Regions from separate parts of the Homo sapiens genome. Here all the other regions are linked to region 1. Evidence: chromatin loops called from intact Hi-C (ENCODE). Cell type or tissue: B cell. All regions are shown on one strand. Region 1 holds the start of IRF4 (interferon regulatory factor 4). Region 2 overlaps EXOC2 (exocyst complex component 2). Region 3 overlaps LIRIL2R (lincRNA regulator of IL2RA). Region 4 overlaps DUSP22 (dual specificity phosphatase 22). Region 5 overlaps FOXF2-DT (FOXF2 divergent transcript).

Region 1 (5,000 bases):
CAAGTCTCAGTGTGTGGAGGGGGTGGGAGTTTGGTGGGGAAGCTTTTCAATTTGAGAACCTTTGCCGTTTTTTGTTTCAATCGTGACTAAGATATAAAAGTCCTTGGTCACCACTGCCAGCTGCTACCTGTTCACTGCCTCCCTGACGGGTAATGAGGCCATCCGGAGTTTTAGTGATTAAAATGTTTTATTACTTGTATTCACATCATCATTAAGAAAAATAACTTCTAGTGGATCAATATGGCAAATGAGTAAACCAGAAGATGGCGTTGAAGATTAGCAATTACATTTAAAAACAAGGTAGTGGTGTGAAGGCTCAGAGTTTCACACAACGACTGTTGTTCTGAACTAAAAGCAGAGGATGTGGATGAGTGAGGGGAGGGTATGTTGAAAATGACTAAACCCGGTGCAGAGGACACGTATACGAAAGTGCAAAAAGCTCTCATTTGCCATTTTTTGTCCTCAGCAAACTCCTCTCTGGTATGTTTGTGAACGTTTGAGGGAAAGGTAACACTGATTAAAATATAATGCAACAAGAAGGCAACGATCTTTGCTTTGTTCACTGATGTGTTCCAAGTGCCTAGGACGGTTCCTGACAAGTAGCAGGTGCTCAAAATACATTTGTCAAGTGAATAAATCTGTGAAAGGAAAGGAAGAAAAACAGGTTGTGACCAGAACTTTTTGTGAACAAAACCCTGTTGTTTATTACATAGACTTTGGTAATGGAAAACTTACTTGGGTGAAATAAAAAATGGCATCCTGTTAATTTCTGAGAACGTCTGTTGGTTTTAGGAAAAGCATACCTATCCATACCTCACTACCTGTTTTGCTCTAGCCTAAACATAGATTCTTCTTTGGTTAGGAGACATTGACCCAATATATAAGATTAAAACAAAAACTGAGAAATAAGTGAAATCAAAAGCTTTTCAAAAGTTGCAGGTTGACCTACGGTGGTGGTGGTCTAAAATCATATAGAAACCAGAGATCTGATGGTTTACCTGAAAATGCGAAGTAAATGCACATACTCAGCATCTCAGACGATCGAAAGCTCAACGGGTGAAAGCTCAGGGGGTTAATTTTGCGATTAAGGACATCTTGGAAAAGTATGTAAAATCCCTGGTCCACTTAAGTATTATTCCTATTTTGGGCTTTTATTTATTTATTTTGAGATGGAGTCTTGCTCTGTCGCCCACCTCGGCTCACTGCAACTTCAGCCTCCCGGGTTCAAGCGATTCTCGTGGCTCGTCCTCTCAAGTAGCTGGGGCCACGCCCGGCTAATTTTTGTATTTTTAGTAGAGATGGGGTTTCACCGTGTTGGCCAGGCTGGTCTCGAACTCCTGACCTCAGGCGATCCACCGCCTCGGCCTCCCAAAGTGCTGGGATTACAGGCTTGAGCCACAGCGCCTGGCCTATTTTGGGCTTTTATACCCCACTGGTAAACTGCTTTCCTCCAGGTTGAGGTTAAAACGACATCATTTTAAGGTGAACTGAAGTCTGGAAGTGATTAAGCACTTGGATCCTTAGGGAGCCTCTCCCCGCCCCCATCTCTTTCATGCTAAGATAATTAAAACTTCGGGGCCGGGGCATTGTCTGAGTCACTTCAATTCACCAGCCTAATAGATGCAAAAGGATGTAAGCATGTCAGACACGCAGAGACAGTATTTGAATCAAGCTTAATAGCTCAAGGGAGCTGGGCCATTTCCTATTTTCTTTTTAGTGAGTGCGATGTTCTCTAAACACCGCGGAGAGGCAGGGTTCCCGGTGATGGCCTTGCCGAGGGTGCTCCCGCAACCTCCACCTCCAGTTCTCTTTGGACCATTCCTCCGTCTTCCGTTACACGCTCTGCAAAGCGAAGTCCCCTTCGCACCAGATTCCCGCTACTACACGCCCCCCATTTCCCGCCCTGGCCACATCGCTGCAGTTTAGTGATTGACTGGCCTCCTGAGGTCCTGGCGCAAAGGCGAGATTCGCATTTCGCACCTCGCCCTTCGCGGGAAACGGCCCCAGTGACAGTCCCCGAAGCGGCGCGCGCCCGGCTGGAGGTGCGCTCTCCGGGCGCGGCGCGCGGAGGGTCGCCAAGGGCGCGGGAACCCCACCCCGGCCGCGGCAGCCCCCAGCCTTCACGCCGGCCCTGAGGCTCGCCCGCCCGGCCGGCCCCGGCTCTCGGCTTGCAAAGTCCCTCTCCCCAGTCCAACCCCCGGCCCCCACAGGCCTCGGCGCCCCGCCCCGCCCCAGGCCCCGCCCCAGAGAGTTCTATAAAGTTCCTCTTTCCCACCTCGCACTCTCAGTTTCACCGCTCGATCTTGGGACCCACCGCTGCCCTCAGCTCCGAGTCCAGGGCGAGGTAAGGGCTGGAGTCGGGCAGGAGGAGGGGTGTGAGGCTGATACCAGAGAGGACCCGGAGCGCGAACCAGAGGTTCGACCTCCAGGGCAGCGCAGGGTACCCCGGCTTCGGAGCGGGAAGGGAGCGCGCCCCGTCCTGGAGCTCCGACTCCCACCCCATCTGCGCTGAGCCGGAGGCGCTGGTTTGGGCTCCAAGGCCCGCCTCCTTGGCTCTGCCCGAGCCTCCCCGCCTGCCCTCCGCGCTCCTGCGACGGGGTCGCCACAAGCTGGACGGGATGAGCTAACCGGACTGTCGGGGCCCCAGGAGTGGCTGAGGCGGGGCCGTCCAAGGCACCCACACAAGACGGCACAACTGCCTGCGAGAAACAGGCCCGGCCCTGTGGACCCCAATCCGAGGCTCCTTCCCCTGCTCTTCGTTCCTAAGGGGCCCAAGCTCACGGCGGCCTCCGGCGCGGTGCTCACCCGCTGGCGCAGGAGGAGGAGGAGCTCCACATTTGGGTCGCTCCGAGCCTTGCGTGCGGTGGCCTAGCCGGCCTGGCGCGGTCCCTGCCTCCCAGGCTCCGCAGCTGTCGTCGCCCTCTCCCGCGCCCTCCCCGCCTCCGCTCTCCCGGGCCTGCTCCGGGGTCCGGCGGACGCTCTGCGCGCGGAATCCCCCGTACTGGGGCTGCAGCCCCCGCGTCTGCGCCACTTGTCGTTTGCAGAGCCCACTTAGTGCGCGCTAGCTGGGCAGGGATAGGGGTCCTATTCGGGGCGAAGGGTCTGGATGCGAGCAGAGAAAGCGGAGGGTGGAGGAACCCGGGGCTGCGCCCCTGGAACGCCCGGCCGCAGGCGAGGTCCTCCGCGCGTGGAGGCCGCCAGGGGAGTGGAAACTGACAGAGTCGCGGGGAAGGGGCGAGAAGCGGGTTGGGAGTGAGCGAAGGCAAGCGAGAGCTGCGAGTGAGTGCGGAAGGAGGGCCAGGAGGGGTGGCGGCTGGGTGGGGAGAGAGGGTGCAAGACGAGCGGCGCGTGTCGGGAGCCTTTGGGCTGCGGGTGCGTTACAGGAGAGCAGGCGGGTAGGAGCCTTCGCGGGGGCCGAGCTCGGAAGGCGGACGGCTGTGCCCGCCCAGGGGATGCGCCCGGGCCGGCCGCGAAGGTGCCTTCTTCCGGGGGCCCGGACGACCCTGACACGGCACGCGCGCGCTTCGCAGCCTCAAAGACTCCGGGGCCTCGTGGTCACTGGCGCAGGGGATCGGGGCGGGGTGCCCGGAGTGCGGTGCCTCGTGGCTGAAGGGCAGCTCTTCTCCCCGCAGTGCAGAGCAGAGCGGGCGGAGGACCCCGGGCGCGGGCGCGGACGGCACGCGGGGCATGAACCTGGAGGGCGGCGGCCGAGGCGGAGAGTTCGGCATGAGCGCGGTGAGCTGCGGCAACGGGAAGCTCCGCCAGTGGCTGATCGACCAGATCGACAGCGGCAAGTACCCCGGGCTGGTGTGGGAGAACGAGGAGAAGAGCATCTTCCGCATCCCCTGGAAGCACGCGGGCAAGCAGGACTACAACCGCGAGGAGGACGCCGCGCTCTTCAAGGTCTCCGGCCTCGGGAGCCGGCGGGGGCGCGCCGGGGAGGGCCCAGAGACAGAGCCCGGGGTCCCCGGCGCCGCCTCCGAGGCGAGCCCAGGGGACCGCGCGGGGCGGACGGGCGGGCGGCGGAGGCATCAGGTGGCGTCGCCGGAGCCGCAGGAGGAGGAAAGGAGGCCTCGGCTCTCAGCGGGACCGCGGGGGCCGGGAGCCGGGTCCTGGGCGCGTGGAGGCTGCAGGGAAACCGCTGAAGGCCCGGCCGGGCCCGGGGAAGGGCGGCCAAAGGCTTGAGGGGTTTTGCGCGTTCGTCCGTGCGTTCTCGTTTCCACGCAAGCCTCCCGCCCTTCCTCCGGGCTCCCGTCTGCCGCCTCCGTCCGTGGGTCCCCCTCGCCCTCTCCGTGCGTCCGCGCCTGTGCCGGCGGCTGTTTTCGTCTCTCACCGCGTCTCTGTTTCTCTTTTCGCTGCTTTTCTCTCTGAGTCTCTCTCTCTCCATGTTTTTCCTGAGGTCAGCCTCTCTTCTCGCTCCTGCTAGCTCTCTGCGGGTACTCCCACCTCTGTCTTTCTCTTTGTGTGTCTCTGTCTCTCTCTTTCCCCCATCGCAGTGGAACTCAGGGCCTCTGTCTAGAGCTGTCTCCCTTGCCCTTTGCGCGAGTGCACACACGTGTGTCGTTGTTACGATTGTTCTCCCCTAAGGCAGTTTACCCAGAGAACTACGTGTCTGGGCCCAGCCCCCACCTGTGGGCAGAGCAGGGGAAGGGGACTTCCTCCGGGAATTTGGTCTCAATTTGCTCTCAGAGTGCCTCAGCTGTGCTGCCATCCAGATGTCTCCTGTGGGTGACAGCTCACACCACAGCTGTCCTTAGTCCTAGGCAAGCTCACTCAGACACTGGGTGGGTAGAGCCCCCTCAAGGAACCTCCGCATCTCACTCTACCGGTTATAAATACCCAGAAAATGTGTCTTCAACTTGGCAGTGATAGGGTCCAAGATGGAAAATCATTTTCCTAGAGCATAGCTGGGGTCTTTCAGTTTACGTTCTGAGCAACGGTGTAAATCTGAAGGACCTATGCGCCATTCTTTCTTTTAGAAATACAATTTCAAGATTCCT
Region 2 (5,000 bases), 97 kb after region 1:
CTCATGCTTAGCCCTGTGAAAAATAAAAATCAGATAGCAAAACGCAAAGTTAAATCACAGACACCTGGACCACAAATAATCTACCCCAGTTGTAATATGTATTTTAATGGAGACCATAAATTTTTCCAAAAACCCGCTTGAATTAGAAAACTTAAGGCCATTTATATGAAATGAGGGTTTTAAGCACAGCTGTACAGTTTAGGACAGTAAGAGCTCCAAAGATGTCTACATAGCTTTCCAAATCTCGTATCAGTCAGTCTCTCCGTGTGTCGTGGGAGCTGCCTGCGCTTCCGTGAACGGGACACTGAGAAATGCTTCAATATGTGCCACGCCATTCCAGAAAACTCCCTGCAGAAGCAGCTCTTCCTGCAGCACTCAACCTTCTGCTGAGATGCAAAATATATTTTAAAATGTATTTTAAAGTCATACAGGATCTGATCTAGTAAGAATGGCAAAACAAATACTTCCTGGGCATTTCAAATGAGGTCATTTTGGTTGAAATGTATACCAACAATTTTCGAAGTCAGAGGAAGAAAAAAGAGAAAAATGGCAAACCCAATGTTTAATACACCAAATACCTTTAGGGTACTTAGAGAGTGAACAGTCTTATTACGTGTTATTTTCCTGGACTTCTTTTATGTGGCAGATATTTATGTTTTCATCATGGTTGAAGAAGCTGCTTGGAAACAGGTGAGCTGCAAGTGCATGCTACTCTTGAACTTGTTCAGGAGCTCTTCCAGTAACCTGCAGGACGGAGACACTTGTTTTACAGCCCGACAGATGGGGCGGCCTAGCAACGCAAGAAAACACCAGGGGAGCCAGTGCCCGGCTCTGCCTGGGCTTGCTGTGTGGAGAAGGCAGCTGAAAAGTTCTACCTATGGATCCTTAACTCAGCAAAAGAAACACATCAAAGAAGTTGATCAAATAGGATATACTGATAACGTATTTATGTTTGTACAGAAACATCTCCTTCCTATCCCCTCCCAAGATTAGATTCCTCCCTAATACAGACTGATGTTTGGGCCTATTCTTTTTTAGAAATTCAACTCTAAAATAATTTACACACCTTCAAATTCACTTTTTGTTAGATGGTTCTATGAACGCTGGCAAAGCCATACCGGAGTGTAACAGGCTACAGCACGTGGCATGGCTGCACCCTTTCCCCTGCTGCCCCTCTAGTCAGCCTCTTCCCTAACCCCATCTCCCAGCAGCCACTGCTGACTTTCCCTTCCTCTCATTTTGTATTAACAGGTATTAGAGAGTGGGGAGCGAAAGCAGTGAGTTAACCACCAGGGCAAGCAGGGTTAGGGGCTAATTCCACTAGGCAAATCGCTTTGCTGCCTGATATCGCAATCTGTTTCCCCAACTGATGTGATACAGTCATCTAATTTTTTTTCTTTTTTTCAGATGGAGTTTTGCTCTGTCGCCCAGGCTGGAGTGCAGTGGCGCGATTTCGGCTCACTGCAACCTCCACCTCCCGGATTCAAGCAATTCTCCTGCCTCAGCCTCCTGAGTAGCTGAAACTACAGGTGCCCGCCACCACACCCGGCTAATTTTTGTATTTTTAGTAGAGACGGGGTTTTACCATGTTGGCCAGGATGGTCTTGATTTCCTGAAGTCGTGATCCGCCCACCTCAGCCTCCCAAAGTGCTGGGATTACAGGCATGAGCCACTGCGCCCGGCCCAAGTCATCTAATTTTTAAAGCTAGGAAGGATCTTAGAGTTTTCCTGGTTTGGATGCAGCAACCAAGAACTGGGTTTAACAGTACTGAGGTCAAGAGATTATTTCACGGTTTAACAATGTTCAATATTAGAATGCTATCCCCACAGCAAATCTAAAATATAGTCCTGACCTGGGGCCATTTCAGGGTGTGTATTGTTCGTGACACACTACCTTTTGAGCCCTGTTCCACATATGAAACGTAGCAGTGACTGTTTCAATCTTTTATCATATTTATTTTAAAGAAATGAACAGGGTTTGGAACCAATTCAAATAGAGGATGGAAGTTAGAGAAGCAGCAAGAAAAAGGAAGAAAGGGCTGATTGTGCAGGCACTGTCTGCACAGCTGCCATGTGCCCACGTGGGATGCGTGCGGGGCGGGGCGGCGATGCCCCCGGGGACTGATGGTGGAAGGGCTGGTCTGCTGCCTGCTCTGTGCGTCGATGCCATGTGACAGCTCCCCCCCATGGCCCAGCCTATGTGATCTCTCTGCCCTGCACTGAGTCTGCACTGCATTCACGGTGCCAGCATTTCAGTCAGTGCACCACATGTGCCTGTCTATGGGCCCGGCAGCCACGTGCAGGGCGGGTGGTGAAGGAATGAAGACTGCCTCAGCTCGGGGGAGCCTGGGCATTTATGAAATTTACCTGGCCTAGATTTTCTCTTAGGTCCGTTTCCTGTTCTATGAGTAGTAAAGTTTAAATTCAGGTTGAGATCATCAGTGTGGTCTAATGAAATATATATGTATATATAAAACTTTATTATGCCATATGTGCACATCTACTTTCATAACATTTTGTATTTTATAGAACACAAAATAAATACTACTGAATTACTCAAAAATTAAAAAAAAAATCACCGACTCCTGCATTTTACTATGCTGTCTTCTTTTTTCCATTACTTCTTATGTATGCTACTAATACAGTTTACTGAATAAGTCATAGATAGCTTTCTTAAGACCTTTTCTATACCAGTCACTTGAAACGAGAGCCAACTTCTAAATTCTCCTAAACCCAGAAGAAAGGTCTTACCTTATTCTGTCACTCAGAAGACATGCAAGTTACAGGTGACGAGATGTACCTACTAACGCTATTAAGTAGGTATATCTGCTTATTCTGATTCTTATTTGGATTCTGCTCTTCCTAGAATCCAAATCATTATTTTTAAAAGGTATTTTAGGAAACAAAACCTTGTTGAGCACATTCAACTGGCTCCTAAGAACAGCACACAGGACTTACTTTTTATCTGCTCCACTGGAAAGCTGGGGCAGGGCTTCCAAAGCCTGCTTAAAACTTGACCTGAAACACAAACAGCCACACTGAAGTTGAAGCCTTGCACAGGAGAACTGCTGACAAATTCTTAAGCATCCCTTAATTATTGAGAAGCCAATAAAAGCCAGTGAAGCAAGGAAATATGAGAAAAAGTAAAAGTGAAAAACAATAGAAAAAGTAAAAGTAAAAGCGAAGGTGTAGCTACCAGGTGGAGGCTTTGTAGCAACGGGGTCAGAAAAACTCAAATAGGAAATGAAACGCTACTTGAAAAGCTAAAGGAAAAACATCTTCGAAAGGATGCTAGTGATAGAGGAGAGCTTAATGTGAACATGTTTAATTTAAAAGGAGTCTTTTCAAAACAAGCAGCTGGGGATAATCCAGTTACTCTAAGAAATGGGGATGACCTTCTGAAAGATGACACAGTGGGGTGTTTACAGTATTTGGCCTGCACAGGGCCTGATCTACAGCCAATGTCTTGTAATAATTACAGTCTACTTAAAACTTGTAGAAAAATGGAGAGCTATATAGATGCTTTAAAAATTCAATGTAAGTTCTTTACATGAAGGTAAAAGGAAAGAATTTTAAAAAGAAAACTGTGGGATGTTTAGCTTTTACAAGGAGAAAGTATTAGAAAAATTACCAAACCAAATGAAAAGCATCATAGGGGAGACTGTGGTAATTAACTTGTACCATTCACAAAGGAACAGTTCTTTTATCTCTCTTATGATTGGTTAAGGTGAAGAAATACTGCAATTCTTGACTTTAGGGGGTCGTTGCTTTTATATTGTAAAAACATCCTCAATCTACCAGGAAATACGTTTTTGAGCAATATTCCTCAAATCAGGGGCAAGTGTCACAGCAACAGAGAGAAAGACTGAAAAGTTCCAACAGAGTCATAAAACCCGGTGCTGGGCATCTCCAGCTGCTCCCGGGAGGGCGCGGTGGGGTGTGGGACGGGTGGCTTGGCGCACTCGGGTCCCTTCCCACATTCAGCGGCCTCTTTCCTGGTGTGGAAGCCACTGCCGCTACCTCCACCATCAGCTTGTTTCTTATGAACCTCTTTTTGATTAATTGAAAGAAATGTGATGTAATTGTTTTGACAGTATGACAATAATGATAAACATACTACATATTATTGGCAGGGTACTGAAAATTAAAAAGTGATTTGGCACATTTTCTCATTTAACACCCTCAAAAGCTTGCCTAGAATATTTTAAACTTCCTCTATAGATGAGTACCTTATACTCTAAAACTAAGTCAGCAGGAAGAGGGTAGGCATTTGCATGAAGTGTGCACACATCCAACATGGGCTGGGTGCTTTCCATCCTGTTAGTATGTTGTACAGACAAACGATGGCTGGGAAAAGGTGTGGCTCAACAGTGAACATGGCCCACTAAAAATGGCTGCTGGTGAGCTGTGACCGACGGGAATGAAAGGCTAACTTCATTGGTTAGGAAAAAATGGAAAACGTATTTTCAGTTGCAAAGCTGACAGAATGACAGCAAGCCATGTTATCAGATGCTGGAAATGAGTGAGTAAGCATATTACAGTGTCCTCAAACATTTCATTTGCATACGACTTGGCTTCTCAGGCACATCAACACTATAACCCAGTATTTCCTAGGTAATGTTGCCCACGTAGTAAACAATTTTGCACAGACAAACAGTAGTTCTGCTTCACTTCACCTACTGATATTTCAATGGTAGGAAATCCTGACTTTCATTCAAAACAGCTAAAAATTATCAAATTTCCACTACAAAATTTTGCAGAGAAACCACAAGGCTTCCTCTTATACTGATATTTACAGCACTTGAGCTGTCCTTCAGAGTCTGCTATGAACAGACTAAGACTCAGTTCTTATCCTCTTTTGCTTTAAGAAGTATGTCATACTCTGCTGTATTATAAGACTAAGATTTGTCAGTAGTAAATGAAAAAATTATATTAAACCCCTTTCATTTACATTGTGTTACAAAGTGGCCTTGACATAAACTTTATCACATCACAAATTC
Region 3 (5,000 bases), 200 kb before region 1:
CACTGTGTAAGCCTGAAAGCAAAGTCCACATCCAAAGGTCGTAGTGGCCCCAAAACAGCTTCCTGACCTGCTTCTGTGGTCCCAGACCTCTTGCTGCTGAGGTACCTTAGCTTTCCAATTACTCTTGCCAATTCTGCCTGCCCAGTACTGCTAAAAGGCCACTTCCCTCCGTCCCATGGCCTCAAACACACTTCAGAGAGAATTTCTGGGCACTTTCAGAAGGCTGGTCACTACAGCACAAAAGAAGTCAAAGTTATCGCGTTAGTGCTCCCAAATCTGAGGCACAGTTTGGAGATGGGGGCTCTGAGTCAAGGGGCAGGCTGGGGACTGTTCCGGTGCCTGTGACTATGGGACTGAGTCAGTCACAGCCCCTCTCATTTTCACCAGTGAAGGACATAATGTATACAGTGTTGCATTTCCAAGACAAAGTGCCTTAAATTGGCTTAGGTCAGCAGACTACAGAAGAAACAGGATATTCGAGGCCCCTGCTTGGATAGCTGATGCCTGCTTGTAGGCCTCCCCCTTTCCCCGCTTACCCCCCATTAGTTGCCTTCACCAGAACCGAAGAAGTTTAGTCTAAAATGAAAGCTTACTACTAGCCTGCAAAATAGCTCCCTTTGTCTGTTCTTATCAGCCAGCCCAGCTACTTAGGTCGTAAGTGAAATACTTGAAGAGCCCCTGAGCTGACTAGGATTGCAATGCATTGTGGGCTGTGACAAAATGCAGCAAGACAACCCTAAAAACAAACAAACAAACAAAAACACCTAAAGCCCCTGCCTAACAATCAATAGGTGACGTCCAGGAAGGTTGTGACCCCATAGTACTCAGCCTGTGGGAAACTGGGGGAGGAGCCTGCACACTAGTGGACAAATTGCTTGTTGAAACTGCTGGGTGTGCCTGTCCGTCAGACACCCGATTTTGCAAGACTGACTGTTTATTAAAAATCTCACTTTCGCTGTTCTCTGGGTCTCTGAGTCCATTCTTCGGGTTTGGATGGGTGAGTTTGTTTCTTACGCCTAGTGAGGGACTGGGCCAGGCAGTCTCTTGAGGTCCTCCCTCTGCTTCTCATAAGACATCTGTTGTATCTCTTCCTCTCCTCATCACACACTTCTGTGACTCCCCTTGAAAGACAAGAGCATGTTCAGTCCCCATCAGACATGGACAGTCAGTGCTTCCTTGCCCCGAATTTCTTCCCCTTGCCCTTGGCCACCCTAGACCCCTGGGCTTTCCCAGTAAGTCACACATCAAAACCTTCCTGCCATGTGTTTATAGGATTTTATATTTTGATTATGGAAGTTAAAAGTGTAGTGATCCAGTTAACATTTTATTTCTTCCAGAAAACTTAAGGCTTTAACTCTGTCAAAATATGTGCATTATGAAAGGTTCATATCCCCCAATATCTGCATCCTTAGAAATAAGAGCTTAGCCACTGTTGTATAGATTAACTTTGGCAGTGCCAGCCCTTTATTTGTATATGGAGCACAGGAGCCTGAATTAGCTGGCATTTTATTTCCTTACTAAGTCAATAAACACTTTTTTTTTTTTGAGACGGGGTCTCACTCTGTCGCCCAGGCTGGAGTGCAGTGGTGCGATCTCGGCTCACTGCAAGCTCCGCCTCCTGGGTTCACGCCATTCTCCTGCCTCAGCCTCCCGAGTAGCTGGGACTACAGGCACCTGCCACTGCGCCCGGCTACTTTTTTTTGTATGTTTTTTTTAGTAGAGATGGGGTTTCACCATATTAGCCAGGATGCTCTTGAACTCCTGACCTCATGATCCGCCCGCCTCGGCCTCCCAAAGTGCTGGGATTACAGGCGTGAGCCACCGCGCTGGGCCTAAACACTTATTTTTTAACACTATTGTCCCAGGCACTGTACTAGGTGCCAAGAAAACAAAAATGAACACAGAAAAAATATATACTCAAGTTATTCATGGTCTAGAGAAAAAGACAGACGTACGTGAATTCTTAGGCAATATGTGCCTGATACATCAACACACATAAGCGTGTGATAAACCACAGGGAGACTTGGGAAGGCTTCACGAAGGAGGGTGCCTGAGAGCTGAGGGCTCCATCCGAATTTCAGCCTCCAGGTGGTTCCCCGACTCCTTTCCCCACAGCTCTGGGCTGGAGTTGACAGATGGGTCGGTCAGCTAGCGTGGGCGAGACCATAGTCTCCACCTCACTGTCCAGTGGCCAGGGACCCGCTAGAGGGAGCCAGATGATTGTGGGAGAAGCAGGCCTTGCCACAGCCTCTTTGGTGTGGTGAGAAAATGTTTCTGTTTTAACAAAGTTGTACCCAACTCCTAAGCGTCACACATATAATCCTGCAGATCCGAATCCTACCAATCAGCAGGCACGGGTTCATCTCTACATCAGCTTCCCTTATTTGATGTACGGATGAACCCCACACTTGCTAATAGTACCTGAGTGTGGGCAACACTTCCAGATCTTTCCATAAAATTCAGCACAAGGGCCCTCATGGGTAAGGTGGCTTCCTCATTTGAATACAGATTCTCACATTGACATGGCCCTACCTCTGAGGATGACTTTTGAAGGACACAACAAGCCTCTGAGGCCTGTCACTGAATTCCTGTTATTTCAGAACACAGGGTTTTTGTGTGTGTCTTCTTCCTCCCCTGCCATGTTTCAGGGAAAGGGAATTCAACGTAAAGGGGCCCTTTGCAAAACATACCTTGCAGATGGACCCATCAGAACTGCCTAGGTCTTCCATTTGGGGGCCGGTTCCCAGGCTGACAGATCTGTGACTCTGTAAATGAGTAAGAACCTGAATGTGTCACAGAAAATTCTTCCTGGTCCATAGACTGAATGAAGCAAATGTGAGGTGTGGTTGATCATCATGAAGTTTCTAAGAGTAAAAGAGAGAAAGCAAAAAAGTACATCTTGTTCTCTTCAGCTCAGTGGCTGGATTTAAATTCAGTCTCCACATAAAACTTCAGAAACGGCCCCTGCCCTAGGACAATGGCCAAAATAACAAATAGCTGAAAATCTCCTTTCACTCTGAAGGCCAGTCCTTTCCCCCTGGGCAGCCCCCTCTCCTTCGGAGTGGGGAGGCAAACCTCCCGGTTGGACTGGAACTCCCGGGGCGTTCAACAGCAACGGGGCGGCCTGCTCCCACTTGCTTTGTCCCCAGGGTTTCAACCCTCTCAACAGTTTCTTCTCGTTGCTTCTGTGACTGTTTTTTTTGTTTTTTTTTCTGCCCTGTCCTACCTCTGTGACTGTTTTCTGCCACCTTTGTTAATCCTTCCCCTTGCCAGCTCCAATTTTAAGTGTCCCCTGAGACTGGTAACTCACTGCTTTGTGCCAGGAGGTTCCTTGGCTCCAATCAGGGGTTCCTGACAACTCCCACATTCCAAGCTGGACCCCTCCTCAGCAGGTCCCACCCCACACAAGCTCTCTTCTTCAAACCGGCTGGCTTCCCCAGCCCCTAGCCCTCTGAGGCCATCACCCTTTCATAGGCATCTGTGTGTGTTTGTCAGAGCTGTAAAGAACCACAAACCAGGGGGCCTAAGATCTCGGAAACTTTATACTTTCACGGTTCTGGAGGCAAGAAGTTTGCGAGCAAGGTGCTGGCGGAGTTGGAGCCTCTGAGGGCTTCTAGTGGTTTGCTAGCCATCTTTGTGTTTGCCATCTCTGCCTTCATCTTCACATGTTCTCCGTGTGTGTCCATGTCTCCAAATTTCTCCTTTCCGTAAGGACACCAGTCATATTGGATTAAGGCCCACCCTAACGCTTCATTTTTACTTGATTACTTCTGTAAAGACACTGTCTCCAAATAAGGTCACATTTTCAAGAACTGCTTTGAACTTCAACATAGAAACTTTCTTTTTCGAGGAAAAGAGAATCAGGATTCAACCCAGAACAACACCCAAGCAAGAAGCCTGAGACAGAGCTTTGTGTCTTCCTGCTCCCTAATGCCAGCCTTAGCCAAGCCTCCCTGTATCTCCCACGCCCACTCCCCAGCCTGCACCTTCACCTCCAGGGGGCCTCTGTCTACTGACCTGTCTTTCCCCAGCCAATCCTCTGCAAAGTGCTGCAGTCCCCAAACCATAAAGAACCAGTTTTGTTACATTGCTATGGTTGCTCAAGGACAGACATTGGCTCCCTAGCACTGTGGAAGGCAAGTCAGAAGCCTCTGCCTCCCCTGAACCCCTCCCGTCCTACCTGGGAGGGAACCACACTCAGGAGCTAGACAGTTCTCAGGAGCCTCATGGCAACTGCTCACATCTGAGTCCCAGCTGGAGTTCAACCTAAGTCTCCCTTCTTCAGTGACACCCTCCTGATGCTTAACTGTGCTTTCTTAGAGCTTTACCAGCGCTGCAACAGAGGCCTGATAGCTCTGTGCTTAGTGATTTTGCTGTCTCGTGCCTCGGGGCTGTGACTGGGCTTCCCTGTGTCCTGGTCCTCGCCCAGCACACGACTGAGATGGACAGGAGGTTAATACATGAGCGTTGAATCAGCGGAAGATCTGGGGACCAACTCAATGATTACAGAGTGAATGATGGTGCCAAGGCCAGGGCTCTGAACCCGCAGGGAACTTGCTCACTGTTTGTTTGTGTGGCTGCACCCTGCCTCCCCCTTCCTTGGGGGTCTGAGATGCCACAATCACCTTCTCTGGTTCACTAGAACAGAAAAGGGGCCCAGAAGCCCCCATGACATCACACACCCCCCTCATGCCCTGAGGCCCAAAGTTCTTTTCAGAGAAGTGTTGTGTTGTTGAGCTCCACCTCCACAGGAGTGATTGAGCTCTTCAGGGAGGGCTGGGGGCAGCCATCAGGTGCCTGGGTGTGTTTGGTCATGATCCCTGGATAGGGACCCACCTGTGCCTCCCCACCCAACAAGGGAATGATTCATTGTCTCAAAGTGCCGCGGGAGGGCAAGGACTTAGCCCCAGCCAGAGTGCAGTGTGGTGTGAAAACTGGCTCAGGAGCACCATAACCTATGAGCTTCCTGATTTCCTTTAGCAATGGAAGGTCATTGGCCA
Region 4 (5,000 bases), 55 kb before region 1:
ACCTTTATTGTCCTGAAAAGCAAGCAAAATAAAACAAATTATCCCCAGGGTAAAGCTCGTATTGGTGCGTCAGTGAAATTGTAGCTGTCATGGTACTAAAATTGATGTAGAAAGCTGTAATGTGACATTATAGTTTTCACTCTTGTTAAGGTTTTTACTTACGAACAGTGCTTCCTTTTTGAACATTCAGAATCCTAAATGAAATATATAAAAAATTTGGAATATATAAACTAACATCTGAGATGCTGGTTTTGAAAGTAGTTGAAACTTACTGAAAAGTACTCAACTATTTCACTTTTTTGATGTGCCCTTTGAATTTTGCCTAAACCTACAGGCTGTTTGCAAACCAAAGCAGGATTATTTGTACGCATGGTCACGGAAAATAACCAGGAACTTTAATTAGTTTTTCTGCAGTTCCTTGGCAACAAAAGATGAGTGAAAAACTTCTCCTTTTTATTTTTTTATTTTTTGACCTGTGTAAATAGTTCCTTAAATACTTTTCTCCACTGAGTTTCATGTTTTTATTTTTATGTATTTACTTTTTATTATTCTGCAGGGAGTTAAATACCTGTGCATCCCAGCAGCGGATTCACCATCTCAAAACCTGTAAGTTTCTTATTTCTGTATTATTTGGAGACATTTAAAAAAATGAATAGAGGATGGTAAAGTCAGAGAAGTAGAAGACTGTGAAGTTGTCAGAGCTCACGGGACCCTTGCTGACCCTGCCAGGGAAGAGGCTGTGAGCCTACAGAGGCCAACGCTAGGCAGGCTGGGATGAGCTGTGGCAGGAGGCTCCTTGTGGTTGACTGGTCCTTCCATTATGCAGAGAGACTCATGGGCTGTCCACAAGAAGGGTCTGATGTTTACAAAGGATACCTTAAACCTTTAGTATGCTCATCTTTCCTCTAGAAATAAAACCGTGAAGGATTTGTTGGGTTCTGTCTAAAGCAGCGCTGTCCAATAGAAATAGATAGTGAGCCACAAATGGGCAGTTTTAAATTTTCTAGGAGCCACATTTTAAACAGCAAACAGAAACAGACAACATTAATTCTAATAATATATTTTACTTAATCCAGTGTATCTAAAATATTATTTTGATATGTACTCAATATAAAAAATTAATGAGCAAGTTTATGTCCTTCTTTCATACGAAGTCTGGGGGCTCTGGCGTGCTGTTTCATACTTGGCACATCTCCGTTCAGACCAGCTGTGTTTCCAGGGCTTGAGAACCCCAGGAGGCTGGCGGCTGCCTTATGGGGCAGCATGCTGGCTAAAGCCTGGCGGAGTGGAATGAATAGGTCGTTGTGGCTTAGGAAAGTCCAGTCCTCTATTTCTTCATAGCAGAATAAACCTTTGATGTTATTTTAACTCTGCACCTATAGAGAGATTCATAATTGTTCCCTTTTCCATATTGAAGAAATCCCGTGGAGACAGATAGGATTAGGTTTTGGCAAGATAAGGGATAGGGCTCTGGGGACCCGTGGCAGCTACAGCTTTAGCAGTCCGTCTTGGCTGTATAGAAGGGACCTGGAAATATCATGATGTGGAGTAGATTACAGTTTTCCTGAAGCACACATCTGACTTGTGCAGGCTGAAAGGCTGGGGCTGGAAGTAAAGTACTTAGCATCCCATGCCACTGAGTCTGGCCTCTGATTCTCAGGTTGGCCCAGTGCTATATGCCACAGGTCAAAGACACAGCAACCCTCCTAGAACTGTGTGTTACTGCATGTCACAGGGAAGTTGTAGGCTGTGGTGAAGTTTGTGAATTTGGGAGTCCTCAGGCTCGTCTGGATTCCCCTTTTATGCCCCAAGCACTGGTGCACGCACACCCTATGGATCAGGAGTGCAGACCATGTGCCCCAATGTTCAGGACCCTAGGTGTGCCACCACTCTGGGAGTTATTGAACGCTGGCCATCAGCCGACCTTGAGCCTTCACTGGGGCAGAGCAGAGAAATCACAGGTTATGCGATAATTTTGTGAGATCTACCTTTTTGGGAAAAAAAATAGAGCTGGAGTAAGATGGGTTGACATGGGAAAAGTGAGGTGGTAGATCAGGAGGGGAACGGGAGGTGGGAAGCTGGAGCCACTGTGTGCTCCCCAGGGGCTGTGTTTCCACATGCACTCTTGATATTTCACAGAAAGGTGAACGTTTAAGATTGAGGATGGTGGAGGGGGGATTTTCCTAGGAAAACAGAGTAGCACTCTAGGCCTGGAAGGAGGAGAAGCAGCATTAGAGAACTTCCTTGGTTACTAGTCGTGTCAAGAAACAGAAGTGGTTGGAAGGCATGGTGCACACGGAAGGAAGTGAGCCACTGCCTTTCTCTGAAGACCATAGCAATCTTCTGCCCATGTTTTGGTGGCTATTTTTAGAATGGTTGCTTTGCTCTTATCTCAAACCGAGATTCTGACATGCTGTTGAACTTGTCAGTACCTGATTGGCAATTTGATTCTTTAGAAGAAAAACTCAGATGTGACCCACTCTGGGCTCTGGACATCTGCTGTCAGTGCAGGTGGCTACCTGTCCTTGAGCTGTCCCCAGTGCTTCTCAGCTTTGCTAGGAGCTGAGTGCTCTCTTGTCTGTGACAGTGACCTGATTTAAGCGTGGAGTGACCCCTTGCACTATAGACAAGTAAGTAGTAGGCGTAGATGTTAGAAAATCTCAACTGTAAAGCCAGTTACACCTACCTTGGGCAGGTCATTTTAACCCATCTACACCTCCATTCTCCCATCTGAAAATGCCTGCCCTCAGGGTTTTTGGAGGCAAGGGCATGTATGTGAAGGTGTTTTCTGCGAACTCTGAGCACTTGTAAAACTGAGTCTGTTTTCACTCAGCGTATATTAATGTATCTTGAGAGTTACAGAAAAGGTAGTTGCAATAACAAGTTTTGGTGCCCAGGAAGCCTGCTTCAGTTACTTGAGAGACCTGCTGACATGGAGGGACAGGGGAGACAGAGATATGCCAGCTTCTTCTCTGAGTTCTAGGTCTCGTGGGTCAGTTCAGATCATCTGTCAAAACCAGCCTAATTCCAGTCACCTTTGGTGCTGAAGGACTAGCCCATACTTTTTCTTTTTAAAATACGTATAGATTTAGGGGTTGCAGGTGCAATTTTGTTACATGGATATAAGGCTTAATGGCAAAGTCTGGACTTTTAGCGCATCCGTCACCCGAATAGTGAACGTTTTACTCTTTAAGCAATTTTTCACCCCTCACCTCCTCCTACCCTTTTAATTAGTTCTCTCCTATCCCAAATATGTGAAGAGGTCCTGTTAAGTTTATGGTTTGCTTTTGTAACTCTTTCTTTGGCTGGATGACTGGCTCTTGGCCTTTGATGTATCTGGATGACAAAGAGTTACAAAGGCAAACTAGAAACGTGGGTGGGCTTAGGGGTTAGGTAGGTGTGGCAGTGCCGTGTCTGGGGCTTGTGAGTGGAGGATGCGCCGTGCTGCACTCTCCAGTGAAGCTACGACAGTAAGACTTCTGTTTCAGCTGAAAAAGGAAGTCAGGACCGTAGCTCATGAAAAGGTGGGGAAAAGTGGACACTCTGCTGTTGGGAGTCATGCTCTTGTGTGATTTTTGGGGGAAACGTTTATTTTTAACCCATTAGTAACAGCAAATCTTGTGAATAAGTAAGGCTTCGACACACATATGTCCATGACTGTAAATATTGCTTGCTGTACTAAAGTTATGTGGAAATGGTGGAGCTGACTTCGGAACTTTGAGTGACTCAGCTTGTTAAGAGGCAGGCGATGAAATAGCTTGAGTTTCTTTTTACCTGTTACAAGTGTTCTACTGGAAGGCATAGTGTACTTTTTAATGGTGAGCATATTTTCACCATGTAATCAAATGATTCCCCTCAAGTTGGCAGGCAGAACACCTACCTCTCTCGGGGTATTTATTAAGGTGTTTATTACCAAGTATCAGGTGCTGACAATCAACTTTTGCTTTCTGTATCATCAACCAATGAGGATGGTCAGACGACAAATATTCGTATTTCTCTAGTTAACAAAAGCAAAAGAAGTCTTACCTGTCACTTGGAAACTGTGTTCTGCAGGACCTAAACAATTTGAAATAGTAGCTCTTTAGCCACTTAAAAAATTCTCGGTGCTTCAGAGTTTCTCTATTCAATGATAAAATAAATTCTGGAAAACTATGTTGCTCATTGTTTTAAACTTAAGTACAGATTTTAAAAATGAATGCCAGCTTTGATGTAATTTAACACTCTATATCTTAAATTTTTCCCCACAAATCCCTGCACGAACAGGAATTCTGGCAAGTTATGCTTAGTAAGAGATGTGTGACCTTTGAGACTAGCTGTTGTCACTTGACATTCAGTTGCTGCAGACTGCCCGGAAAGGTCAGTTTTCTGTCTTGGCCTCTATCCTCTCAAATCTCCCTCTCTGATCTTCCAGGAACTTAAAATGCAGAAACCTAGTTTGAGATAACATTAACATGTTAGAATTTCAGCTCAGTTCCCCAACCAGCTAGCCTTGCCAAGTCAGGAAATGTAAAAGTTCAAGTTCTCAGAGTTGTAATAACCCCACAGACCTACTGTGGTGTGTTTTGCATGATTTTGTCATGATTAGAGGCGTCCTAGAGTTTGTATCAAATGCACACACTGCGTGTTCCCCAAGTGGCCAGCGTGGTATGGGTTAGTGAATTAAGGGCTTTGGAAATACTCACTTGCTTTTGCTTTCTCTCTGGGATTTCTTAGAAAAGTCATTTTAACCTCTCTTCTCTCATCTGTAAAATGCCTATCTCACAGGGTTTTTTATAGTATTAGGTGAGATGATATAAGTGAAAGTGTTTTTTATGAACACTAGGCATTTCTGGAAATATGATTATATTTTCTGTCTATTCAAGTAAAGAGTATTAATATGTTTTGAAAGTGAATGGTTAGATGCATATTAACTTATATTTACTCATCTTGCTTTAATATATATTACATTGGCATTTTGTACTTTGACATCATGAAGCAAGTAATTACAGATTTTTTTTTTC
Region 5 (5,000 bases), 990 kb after region 1:
TTTCCACTGCACTTTCACGTTCTGCCGGATGGGATTTCGGGGGCAGAAGACTCCTCGAATGCAGACCGGCTGTCTGTGGCTGGACCCCCAGTGCTGCAAAGGAATCTGATATACCTGGAGGAACCAACCTCGAGGTCCAACCAAGGGAAACATCCCCTCTCCTTCTCCCTCTCCCAGAGCTCCCTCTTTGCAGTGGAGCCCTAGAGAACCAACCCACAGCCCGAAAACACCCGGAGACCAGGGACCCCGGTCCTCATAGGCAGGCTCACACTTGTAGACAATGGACCCATATTTTCCTCATTAAAGACAAACCCAAATCCGCCTATGAGAGATTACCCAGGGAATGAGAGATCCCAAGTACCGTGAAACTTAGAGGGTGCCTTAAAACTAAAGTGTTTTTATTGGATTGAACCAAAAATAACTATAAATGTGTGTATGTCAGAATGTTAATACCTTTTTATAACCGTTATTTCACCTTTATAATAACTGTGGGAGGGGGCATCATTTTTTCTTACTTTTGTTTTCCTGATCCCCATTTTACCATAAAACAGAAACAAGCCCAGAAACATTATTAAGTGACTTAAGGTAATCAGGAGCAGGTGCACTTCTCAGACTGTAAACGAGGGCAATGTGACCACCGCATCGCCACTCATCTGTGCAGGGTGGCGTTGGGGGTGAGGGAAATGCTAAGAGCACAACATGGATTGTTGGGGGGCAAAAACAACAAATAAATCAATAAACAACTATTTGTGAAATATGTGTACGGAGTCCTCGGGGCAGGGGGCTGGATATAAAGCCAAACTTATCTCCCATGCTCCGTGGTCCACTCCCCATGACTCCTTCACCTCTCCAGCCTAGTCTGAAATTCTCCCTCAGGCACTTTCAGATGATATGAAAAATTCTTCCACAGCTAGCCACTGTCAGGAAAAAAATGATTTGGAAACTGTTGTACGGTGCACATGGACAATGCATACCTGCAGATATTTTCAAAGGACACGTGCTCTTGTGATACATTATGTTGTCGGGCATATATGGAAGGCATCCTGGGATTAACTCTGGTGACTGAAGGAAACAGCACTCCTTTTCACCGTTTACAGCCACTGCGTGTACCCGGCCTGCAGTGAGAGTGGGGGAGGGAACATTTGCCAGCCTTTCTGGAGATCCAGCAGCCAGAAGAAAGCCAAGAAACTCAGAGCTGTAAGTCACCTGGGGAAATGGAGAGTTCTGTTTGTAAAATACACATCCACAACAATGTCTCAGCCCTATTTTGAAATTCCTCATGGGAAGGTGTGCGTGCATATGCCAAAATGTAATCTTAGGTATGAGAGCTAGAACCGGAGATGTGGAGAGGAGTTACAAAGTGCGCTTTTAAAACATGATGTCTAGATTTCCTCTAAAATATTTCAGCAAGAAATGAAAACAGAAAGATGAATGAAGCAAGTGTGGCAAAACCTTGGTAACTGTTACATGTAGGTGATGGGCGTATGAGAGCGTATACTCGCTCCACGTTGGTATACTATGAAACTTTTTTCGTAATAACAAATATAAAAAGATCCTGCAGCCCCGGCTGAGACGCCCCGATCCACCTGGTGCCTCCCCTTTGTATCAAGCCGGCCCCACAACGACCCCTCAAGCTCCTTCCTGTCTTGCAGACTTCTACCAGGACGAGTTTAGACAGCTGCAAGGGTGTTCTTAAGAAGCTAAAAGAAATGAAAAATCACAATTTTTAAAAATCGCTGTCTTTCTGTCCCTGTAGCCACCGAAAGACGAGGTACTTCCTCAGGGACAGAATGCTGACGCCGCGCAGAGTCGGCCGAATCCAGCTTCTCCAAGGGCGGGCGGGTGGGATGATTTGTTGATTTGCTTGTTTTCCACCAAACCGCAGGGCACCTCCAGGAGCTCCGGGACAACTTACAAATGAAGACACAGAGCCCCCGTCCCTTGCTTCAGAGAACCAAATAACGGAACTGAATGATCGTTTCTTCAGCAAAGCCTAAAGACGCTTGCGTCCCGCGGAGAGGTGCCCACGCGCGACTCGGCTGCCCCCTCTTCTTGCGGGTCCGGGTAGGGTAGGGCGGGAACGCGGGACGTGCCCTAAGCGGGCCAGCCGAGCGCGAGACAGGCGATGCTGCAGAAGCCTGCCCGCCTGCGGGTCACACACCGGCCGGCCTCGGCTGCAGGGGTTGCGGGGCCACGGGTCGCGGGGCGCCGGGAGCCGCGAGCAGGTGACGGCCGCGCCGGGCAGCCCCGCGGGCCGCGATTCCCGAGAGCCTGGCGCCACCCCGCGGAAGCCGGAGGAACTGCGGCTTCTTCCCGCTCCCGCGCGGAGGGGAGAGGGAGGCGCAGCGCGGAGGGGAGAGGGAGGCGCAGCGCGGAGGGGAGAGGGAGGCGCAGCGCGGAGGGGAGAGGGAGGCGCAGCCCGCACCGCGCAATCCCGGGGCTCTGGCGGGAGGGAAGGTGACTTGCGTGGGACGACTCCAAGAGGCCAGGCCCGGCCTTCGCAGTTCACCCACGAGGATACCGCGACCAAGCCACCAAAGCACTCTCTGGCCAGGCCGAGACCCCTTTTCCCCCGGGCCCCAAGAGAAAAAAGCACTTTCTCCTAAAACACGAACTCCCCGCGGAGGGGCCCGGGGCTGCCTGGCACGGGGCAGGGTGTGCGGCTGCCGTGCGGGCGCGGGCCAGAGTCACGTGGAGGCAGGCGGAGAGGGCGAGGGGGCCCCCGTAAATCATCCTGAGGGATTTTTGGCCCAAGTCCCTGTTTCCGAAAGGTTGCGGGACGGCTTTGACGTTGATTATGTAGCTGTTCTCTTTTCAAGTGCGCGCCCCTCCCCACCGCAGCCCGTCTGGTGTGCGAGGATTGTGTTTGAAAGGGAGGAAGCATCCTTGAAGTGGTGGGTGATGGATTGTCTAAACCCTTCTGGGACGTTCTGGGTGGGGGTTTTCGAGGCAGCTCATCAATAAAGACCCCCCTGGAGAGAAGGGGCGGCTGGAGACCAGCCCCCGCCGCGCAGCCCCGAGGCCCCAGGCCTGGAACACAGTCCTCGGTGTGGGGCACAGGGCGTGAGGGGAGGATGAGCTCCCCCTGAGCAGATGGAGATTTCTCCTTGCCTGGGCCGTTTGACCCCCAAAGCCTTGCAGACTGGCCGCGTGGGTGCCATGGGGCGATTTCTTGGGAAAGGAGGGCAGCAGAAAGGCCCGTGGGCTCTCAGCGCCTTGGAGTCAGGGGAGCAGGAAGGGGAGTGGAGGTGCGGACACGCCTCCAGCCACCGTGCTCCCCTAGGAGGATCTCCCTTCAGCCCCTGTAGAACCCTGCATCTCAACCACCCTCGTGCATGTGGTTTACCTTGGCATAGATTTCCAAGCCGCTACAGAAAACCTGTCCACCTCCCCCAAGGTGGAGGCGGGAGTTGGGAGGCAGGGGTGCTGGAAAGGGTCACCTGGCTCAAGCCGACCCCAGGTCTGACGGGCGGAGAGCCTCGAGGGCCACGCCCCAGGCCAGTGGTGTCCTCTGAGGCCGCAAAGCCGACTGGCTTCTGGAGGAGCAGCAGCCTCGGCCTCAGCCTCGGCTGGGAAAAGACGCAGTCGGGGCCCTCCGTGCTCCAAACTTGAACTACTCTGGGTCCCCACGAGGAGGAGGCTGCCCTGGGGTCAGAAACTCCGACGGAAATGAAGGGGAGGGGGCGTAGGTTCCCTGGCACAGCTCGGCCTGGAGAGGCAGCCTGGGGGCCCAAACTCATCTAGGGCGCGCCCGGAGCTTCCCCGGCCTCTCTTGGCCCATCGCGAACGAGCTCCCCTCCCCGACTGGGTCGGCCTCGGGCGCCTTTCGCCTTCGCAGGCCGCCGGGGTTCCGCGGAGGGCTTGTGTCCCTCCCTCCCGCCGCCGCAGCCCGCCCGAAGGTCAGGCCGCATCCGGGGCCCGGGGCCTTTGGCCAGGCTGCGGGGAGGGGTGGGGTTGGGGGGCTCCCCAAAGCAGCTTCTCGGAGGCGGCGTCGGGGCGCCCTGAGGTCCCTAGTCGGCCTCTGGGCGCCGAGCACGTTTTATTTATCCCCACAGAGGATGCTGGAGGACAAAAGAAATATTTGGACGTCAGAGCTGATTTATATTTTTGGAAGAGCTACGTTTCCTTTTCTGAAGAGAAGCGAGCGCGCCCCATATCCTGAGCTCGGCGGGGAGGACGAGAGGGGAGTTTTGATGCGCCAGGAAGTTCATCTATCGCCCAGGCGCTCAGGACCCGGCGCCCCGCCGAGTTCGCCGCCCTCGGAAATATTTATTTATTTGGGGGAAGGGAGGGCAGCGGGGAGGAGACCAGCCAGACGGGAGAAGAAAGCCCTGCCCGGGCTGGGTTGGGACCTCCAGGGCGCTTCCCCGCGCGGCCGCAGCCGGCCAGCCTCTGGTCTCGGTTGGAGGGCATCGCAGGCGCGGCCTGGCGACCTCCGGGCGCCTTTGGCTGGTGTCTTCCGTAGCCCTCGGCGCGCACCCTCCCGCGTGCAGTGCCCGGAGTGACCTCTTCAGGCCCCGCGGGCGCCTCCTGGGTGGGCCCCGCGGCCCCTCCAACCCTGCCCAGCGTGTGTGCGCGGCCTAGCCATCTTTCTCCCCAGCCTGGGAAGGCGGGCGGGAGGAGGGGATCCGAGGCCGGGGGCCGCGGAGCAAAAGGCACGCGGACCCCTAAACGACCCCCGAGCGTTGCCACAGCCGGGAGGGCGGAGGGAAGGTGTGCAGAGCTCGGGGGTCTCCCAGGACGCAGCTTGGCTCCTACCGGTTTCCAAGGCATCTGCAAGCTCTGTCCTGCGACCTAAAGCATGGGGACGTCCCTTCCAGCAGCATCAGTGGGCGAAAAGTTAACATGCTGAGGGCCACCGGCACCCACACTTGCTTCCAGGAATACTTGCGGTACAGGCTTCCTGACTTATTTTCTTTAGCCGCTGGGTGCCCCCCCTTCTTCCCCCGTTGGGAGACGCAGACCGACTCTGTTCCAACCTAAGCCCCTTCTCTCTGCCT

The links. Peaks named below come from ENCODE experiments on the same cell type or tissue, not always from the same donor. Only the 100,000 strongest peaks of a DNase experiment are listed, where the experiment ranks them.
Region 2: a loop joins it to region 1, with 5 times the contacts of the local background. A loop is called at or near these places in 8 of 110 quality-filtered maps.
Region 3: a loop joins it to region 1, with 7 times the contacts of the local background. A loop is called at or near these places in 33 of 110 quality-filtered maps.
Region 4: a loop joins it to region 1, with 2.1 times the contacts of the local background. A loop is called at or near these places in 4 of 110 quality-filtered maps.
Region 5: a loop joins it to region 1, with 15 times the contacts of the local background. A loop is called at or near these places in 5 of 110 quality-filtered maps.

Annotation. Positions count from the first base shown.
Region 1 is chr6:389,466-394,465 of GRCh38, forward strand. It overlaps IRF4 (interferon regulatory factor 4), which reads left to right and starts at 2,287. Exons shown (of 9, transcript NM_002460.4): 1 at 2,287-2,344; 2 at 3,633-3,903. The coding sequence starts at 3,688. RefSeq lists enhancers at 257-306, 4,504-4,613, 4,654-4,703 and silencers at 1,974-2,363, 2,604-2,673, 2,954-3,003, 3,174-3,223, 3,334-3,443 and 3 more. In B cell, no CTCF peak of the experiment used is centred here; DNase peaks (open chromatin) are centred at 1,756, 1,866, 2,266, 3,526 and 3 weaker places; H3K4me3 peaks cover 3,660 bases; H3K27ac peaks cover 3,199 bases.
Region 2 is chr6:486,021-491,020 of GRCh38, forward strand. EXOC2 (exocyst complex component 2) reads right to left here. Exons shown (of 28, transcript NM_018303.6): 27 at 2,959-3,018; 28 at 1-744. The coding sequence ends at 651. Among named protein-coding and RNA genes, the nearest start is that of IRF4, 97 kb to the left of the region's middle. In B cell, no CTCF peak of the experiment used is centred here; DNase peaks (open chromatin) are centred at 2,141, 3,191 and 4,431; H3K4me3 peaks cover 259 bases; H3K27ac peaks cover 2,767 bases.
Region 3 is chr6:186,786-191,785 of GRCh38, forward strand. It overlaps LIRIL2R (lincRNA regulator of IL2RA), which reads left to right. Exons shown (of 2, transcript XR_926349.3): 2 at 1-961. LINC03066 (long intergenic non-protein coding RNA 3066) reads right to left here. Exons shown (of 8, transcript NR_126020.1): 3 at 2,691-2,864; 4 at 951-1,121. Among named protein-coding and RNA genes, the nearest start is that of LIRIL2R, 8.9 kb to the left of the region's middle. RefSeq lists an enhancer at 2,524-2,583. In B cell, CTCF peaks have their summits at 2,208 (motif pointing right) and 3,931; DNase peaks (open chromatin) are centred at 962, 2,206 and 3,327.
Region 4 is chr6:334,558-339,557 of GRCh38, forward strand. DUSP22 (dual specificity phosphatase 22) reads left to right here. Exons shown (of 7, transcript NM_001286555.3): 4 at 557-606. Among named protein-coding and RNA genes, the nearest start is that of DUSP22, 45 kb to the left of the region's middle. RefSeq lists a silencer at 4,443-4,642. In B cell, no CTCF peak of the experiment used is centred here; DNase peaks (open chromatin) are centred at 2,334, 3,454 and 4,525; H3K4me3 peaks cover 3,245 bases; H3K27ac peaks cover 3,742 bases.
Region 5 is chr6:1,379,712-1,384,711 of GRCh38, forward strand. All of the region lies in intron 1 of FOXF2-DT (FOXF2 divergent transcript), which reads right to left. Among named protein-coding and RNA genes, the nearest start is that of FOXF2-DT, 7.2 kb to the right of the region's middle. RefSeq lists silencers at 2,127-2,226, 2,337-2,386 and enhancers at 4,059-4,838, 4,839-5,000. In B cell, CTCF peaks have their summits at 2,265 (motif pointing left) and 2,465; DNase peaks (open chromatin) are centred at 1,070, 1,240, 2,090, 4,320 and 3 weaker places; H3K4me3 peaks cover 339 bases; H3K27me3 peaks cover 4,734 bases.